Regions from separate parts of the Homo sapiens genome. Here region 1 is linked to region 2. Evidence: read pairs that join two places in POLR2A ChIA-PET (ENCODE). Cell type or tissue: A673. All regions are shown on one strand. Links, peaks and the distances in the headings refer to the core of each region. The heading gives the core; the rest is flanking DNA.

What was found. Peaks named below come from ENCODE experiments on the same cell type or tissue, not always from the same donor. Only the 100,000 strongest peaks of a DNase experiment are listed, where the experiment ranks them.
Region 1: POLR2A ChIA-PET joins it to region 2 with 12 read pairs; 5 of 35 experiments call an interaction of 5 or more read pairs at or near these places.

Annotation. Positions count from the first base shown.
Region 1 is chr12:51,065,566-51,068,478 of GRCh38, reverse strand. It overlaps CSRNP2 (cysteine and serine rich nuclear protein 2), which reads left to right. Exons shown (of 5, transcript NM_030809.3): 4 at 510-806. It also overlaps a transcript of LETMD1 not described here. Among named protein-coding and RNA genes, the nearest start is that of CSRNP2, 17 kb to the left of the region's middle. In A673, for the core only: no CTCF peak of the experiment used is centred there; no DNase peak of the experiment used is centred there.
Region 2 is chr12:51,261,662-51,264,574 of GRCh38, reverse strand. The region is part of intron 2 of SMAGP (small cell adhesion glycoprotein); the gene reads left to right. Among named protein-coding and RNA genes, the nearest start is that of SMAGP, 7.3 kb to the left of the region's middle. In A673, for the core only: a CTCF peak has its summit at 1,700 (motif pointing left); a DNase peak (open chromatin) is centred at 1,644; H3K27ac peaks cover 769 bases.

The DNA.
Region 1 (2,913 bases), core at 281-2,780, 200 kb after region 2:
GTAGTCACATACGGCTATTCAATTAAAATTATGTAAATTGGGCTGGCACAGTGGACCCCAGCACTTTGGGAGGCCGAGGTGTGTGGATCACTTGAGGCCAGCAGTTCAAGACTAGCCTGGCCAACACAGTGAAACCCTGTCTTTACTGAAAATAGAAAAAATTAGCCAGGCTGGTGACTCACGCCTGTAATCCCAACTACTTGGGAGGCAGGAGAATCGCTTGAACCCGGGAGGCGGAGGTTGTAGTGAGCCAAGACTGCACCACTGCACTCCCGCCTGGACGACAGAATGAGACTTTTGTCTCAAAAAAATAAATAAAATGACAGTTTTCCAATTGCTGCATTTCTAGTGCTCAGTAGCCACATGTGCTAGTAGCTGCCATCATTTTGGACAGCACAGATATTCCCATGATTGCAGAAGGTTCAAGGGACAGTGCTGCTCTGGGATGGTCACTGAGGAGGTGCATGCCGCTCATGTCTATGAGGCTAACCTTTCCTGTCTCTTGGCAGCTGACCAAGAATGGGACAGTGGAGTCGGTGGAGGCTGATGGCCTGACGCTGGATGATGTGTCAGATGAAGATATTGATGTGGAAAATGTGGAGGTGGATGATTACTTCTTCCTGCAGCCTCTGCCCACCAAACGGCGACGGGCCCTGCTGAGGGCTTCTGGGGTCCACCGTATTGATGCTGAAGAGAAGCAAGAACTTCGAGCCATCCGCCTGTCACGGGAAGAATGTGGTTGTGACTGCCGACTGTATTGTGACCCAGAAGCGTGTGCCTGCAGCCAGGCTGGGATTAAATGCCAGGTCAGTCCAAGTTGGCCTGAGATAGTATATCTACACCAGGGTCAGCGGGGTGAGGTGTGGGTGCCACTGAACATGGGAGGCCCATTCAGGGGTGGATTCCCTATGGTTGTGAACACTCTCCAGTTCCACAACCCTCCTCCGTCAACAGAGTAAGCAAACAGCACACGGCCAGGCATGGTGGCTCACACCTCTAATCCTAGCTATGTGGGAGGCTGAGGTAGGAGGATCTCTTGAGTCCAGGAGGTCAAGGCTGCAGTGAGCTGAGTTCACACCAGTGCACGCCAGCCTGGGTCACAGAGTGAGACCCTGTCTCTTAAAATTTTTGCAAAGAAAACAAGCATGACAGGATTCTTAGGCTGTGGAGGTATCTCATCTTTTTTTGTTTCATTTCTCAGAGGTGATAAGAAGCAGCTGTTAGGAAAGGGATGAAGAGGAGTTAGTACATTTAACATTTAGTAAATGTTTCCTAAATACTGATTCCTAAACAGTATTTCCTAAATACTGTTTCCTAAATACTGATTCCTTGAGATAAAAGGAAGCAGGACTGGGCATGGTGGCTCACATCTGTAATCCCAGCACTTTGGGAGGCCGAGGCAGGCAGGCAGATTGCTTCCCAGGAGTTCGAGACCAGCCTGGGCAACATGGCTAAGCCCCATCTTTACAAAAAATACAAAAATTAGCTGGACATGGTAGCATGGGCCTGTAGTCCCAGGTACTCAAGAGGCTGAGATGGGAGGAGGATCACTTGAGCCTGGGAGGCATAGGTTGCAGTAAGCTATGATTGTGCCACTGCACTCCAGCCCGGGCGACAGAGCAAGACCCTGTCTCAAAAAGTTAGCAGAGGAATGGTGTGGGCCTGTAGATTCTATCTGCAAACACTTATTGTTCAGTACCTCTACTCCAATTTTGAAAAAATCAAAATAGTATTCAGAGCTTTATAATTCAGGATCAGACCTGGCCTAGCAGAGCTTAAAACCATAGTTATCTGAAAGAGAAAGTATCATCTCTTGTTGGCTGCCCTTTTTTTTTTTTGAGACGGAGTCTCGTTCTGTCGCCCAGGCTGGAGTGCAGTGGCGCGATCTTGGCTCACTGCTACCTCCACCTCCTGGGTTCAAGTGATTCTCCCGCCTCAGCCTCCCAAGTAGCTGGGATTACAGGTGTGCACCACTATGCCCGGCTAATTGTTGTATTGTTGTAATTCTTTTTTTTTTTTTTTTTTGAGACGGAGTCTTGCTCTGTTGCCAGGCTGGAGTGCCGTAGCGCGTGATCTCGGCTCGCTGCAACCTCTGCCTCCCGGGTTCAAGCAATTCTCCTGCCTCAGCCTCCCGAGTAGCTGGGACTATAGGCACACACCACCACACCCAGCTAATTTTTGTATTTTTAGTAGAGACGGCGTTTCACCATGTAGGCCAGGATGGTCTCGATCTCTTGACCTCGTGATCCGCCTGCCTCAGCCTCCCAAAGTGCTGGGATTACAGGCGTGAGCCACCGCACCTGGCCAGCTTTTGTATTTTTAGTAGAGACAGGGTTTCATCATGTTGGCCGGGCAGGTCTCAAACGCCTGACCTCAGGTGATCTGCCTGCCTCAGCCTCCCGAAGTACTGGGATTACAGGCATGAGCCACCGTGCCTGGCCCCTTGTTGGCCCTCTGATGGGGGACAGTTTAAGACACATTTCAGTTGAAAACAGCAATACCATCCCTAAGAATGAAATTTATCTGGAACTTAATTATTGAGGGTGTAGATGCTGAGTCCTTGTGGTTGGATTTCTCCTAACTCACTCTTTCTTTATTTTTAGCTGGGTAACAAATAACTGTGGTATATCTGGCCAAATACTGCTTTTCAGACCAAAGTCCCATAATGAGTCATTCTGTTACACACACACCTGAGAACAGTCCTAAGAATTGATGCAGCTGGGCCTGGCATGTTGGCTCACACCTGTAACTAGCACTTTGGGAGGCTGGGGTGGAAGGACTGCTTGAGCCCAGGAGTTTGAGGCCAGCCTGGGCAACATAGCGAGACCCCATCTCTACAAAAAATTTTAAAATTAGGGCCGGGCGCGGTGGCTCACACCTGTAATCCCAGCATGGCTCCAGGCTGCAGTGAGC
Region 2 (2,913 bases), core at 124-2,623:
GGCTCACTACAGACCCAAACATCTGGGCTTGAGGGATCCTCCCACCTCAGACTCCTGAGCAGCTGGGACTGCAGGCGTGCACCATCACGCCCAGCTAATTTTAAAATTTTTTGTAGAGATAGGGTTTTGCTATGTTGCTCAGGCAACTCTCCCGGCCTGAAGCCATGCTCCTTCCTCTGCCCCTGAGTTGTTGAGATTATAGGCGCAAGCCACCTCACCTGGCTGCATTCTTGATCCAGCGAGTGACATGAGTGAAGTAGTGATTTAGGACAGTCTCCTATCCACTGGGTCCAAGCAAGTGTAAGTTCAGAGACAGCAATAGACAAAAGAATAGAAATCACAGATAGGAAGAAAGCTTATACTTTAAATGATGGGATCACTAAAGGCCAGCTCTTCTCTTCTACCCCTGTCTTGCATTTCTCTTCCCCCACCTTCCCACCTATTCCTCCCTCACAGTCTATAAAGACTTCCTAGAGAAGATATCCTCCAGGAACCTTGAAAGGAAGGGCCACATTATGACTCCTGAGCCCTGGGCACTTCTGTCTTTGTGGGCTCCTCCTTCACTTAAAAAAATATTAAAAATCATATTTTACAACTGCATCAGTGTAAGGAAGAATATAATATAATATAATTAATATTTATAATTAGTAATTGAATGGCATAACAACCTTAATATTTCTTTGACCTAAAATTTTGTTTCTTTTCCTTCTTCTAATTATAAAAGAAATGAAAATTATTTAAAACATTTTCATGGGCCTTTCGAAGCATTGTGGGCCCAGGGCACTGTGCCTGTTGTGCCTAGTGCATAAGTCAGCCCTATTCGAAGTAGGGCAGAGTGGAACTGTGCCTTGTGGGCTTTGCCCACCGTGCCAGGTAAAGCTCATCTCTTGCCACCAAATGATCACACCAGCTACCGCCTAGGTTGTCCTCACCCTGTATTAGACACTTAGCATTTTTCTTTATTTTATTTTAAAAATAATTTTTTGTAGAAATAAGGTCTTACTGTGTTGCCCAGTCTGGTCTCAAACTCCTGGCCTCAGGTGATCCTCCCATCTCAGCCTCCCAAAGCAGCATTTTTCATTGCACTTATTCCTCACCACAACCCAATGAAACAAGTTTTAGTCTCATTTTACGGAAGGAAAAACTGAAGTTCAGGGGAGTTAAGGAATTTTCTTTTCTTTTTTTTTTTTTGAGATGGAATTTCCCACTTGTCACCCAGGCTGGAGTGTAGTGGTGCAATCTCGGCTAACTGCAACCTCTGCCTCCCGGGTTCAAGCAATTTTCCTGCCTCAGCCTCCCGAGTAGCTGGGACTATAGGCGCCCACCACTATGCCCAGCTAATTTTTGTATTTTTAGTAGAGACAGGGTTTCACCATGTTGGCCAGACTGGTCTCGAACTTCTGATCTCAAGTGATTCACTCACCCCGACCTCCCAAAGTGCCGGGATTACAGGCATGAGTCACCGTTAAATTTTCAAAGATTAAAAAAATTTCCCAAGGTCACACAGCTAGTAATGGCAGAGGCAGGATTTTGCGCCAAGTCTGATTTACTGCAAGCCTGTGTTCTTTCTGTCATGGTGTACTGCTCCCAAGGTCTCACTCCACCCAACTGGCTGGTGCACATGAAAGAGAAGGCAGAAGAAAGGGGGCCGAGTCCCAGGGTGGCTTCCCATGGAAAGAACTCGGGGAGCCGCCCTCTGCTGGGCAGGTCTAGAGCAAATAAGTAGGCTGGCAGACTTAGGTGGCAAAAGATCTGATGCCTCAGTGATAAGAGATTTAGCTCAAGCTGGGAACAAGGACCACAAAGAAGCCAGCCAGTATCTGGGTTAACAAAAAAAAGAGTAAGTGAACAGAATAGATCTTGAAGGTCATTTGCTATTGGTTAGGACTTGGGTGGGGCCTTCAATCTTATGAACCTGAGCAGGGAAGGTTTGGAAAGACTGTAGTGCTATTTAATAATTATTCCTTTGTTTGGACAAAAAAATGGGGTAGAAACGGGAGAGAATGGGGGAAAAGCTATAAGCCATTTCCTCCTTTTATGCCAGCTTTCCTGAACTTAGTTTATTTTGTTGTTGTTTGTCCTTTTTTTCTTTTTTTGAGACAGGGCCTCAGTTTCACCCAGGCTGTAGAGCAGTGGCTCAATCACAGCTCACTGCAGCCTCAACCTTCCCAGACTCAGGTGATCCTCCCACCTCAGCCTCCCAAGTAGCTGGGATCACAGGTGCGTGCCACCATGCCCAGTTAATTTTTGTATTTTTTGTAGAGACAGGGTTTTGCCATGTTGCCCAGGTTGGTCTTGAACTCCTGGACTCAAGTGATCCTCTGGCCTCAGCCTCCCAAATTGCTGGGATTATAGGTGTAAGCCACCTTGCCAAGCATGTTCTTTTATTTGAAAGGTAATACATGCCCCTCAGAGAACAGCTTTCTAGACCTTTTCTATGTACAAACATATATATGCATATTTATAGGGTTTTTTAAAGTTACTTAAAAAAAAATACACAGAGAGACAGGGGTCTCGCTATGTTGCCCAGGCTGGACTCAAACTTCTGGCCTCAAGCAATCCTCCCACCTCAGCCTCCAAAAGTGCTGGGATTATGGGTGTAAGCCACTGCACTCTGCCAATTTACTTTTTTTTTTTTTTTTAAACAAAGATGCAGTCCTACTACATATACCACCTGGCAGTTTGCTTTTTTCATCTAACCATGTATCCTGTCCCAGTAATATTGTAGATCTCATATTCGTTTTAGCAACTGTTTCCACAATGGATGGCCTGTAATTTATTTCATCATTCCTCTCCAGATAGACATTCTAAGTATGTCTGGATTTTTTATTTTAAAATTTGATTTTAATGAGAATTCTAATAGAACACTTTCCATTTATAAAAATTCAAAAATTAAGGCTGAGAGGGGTTCTG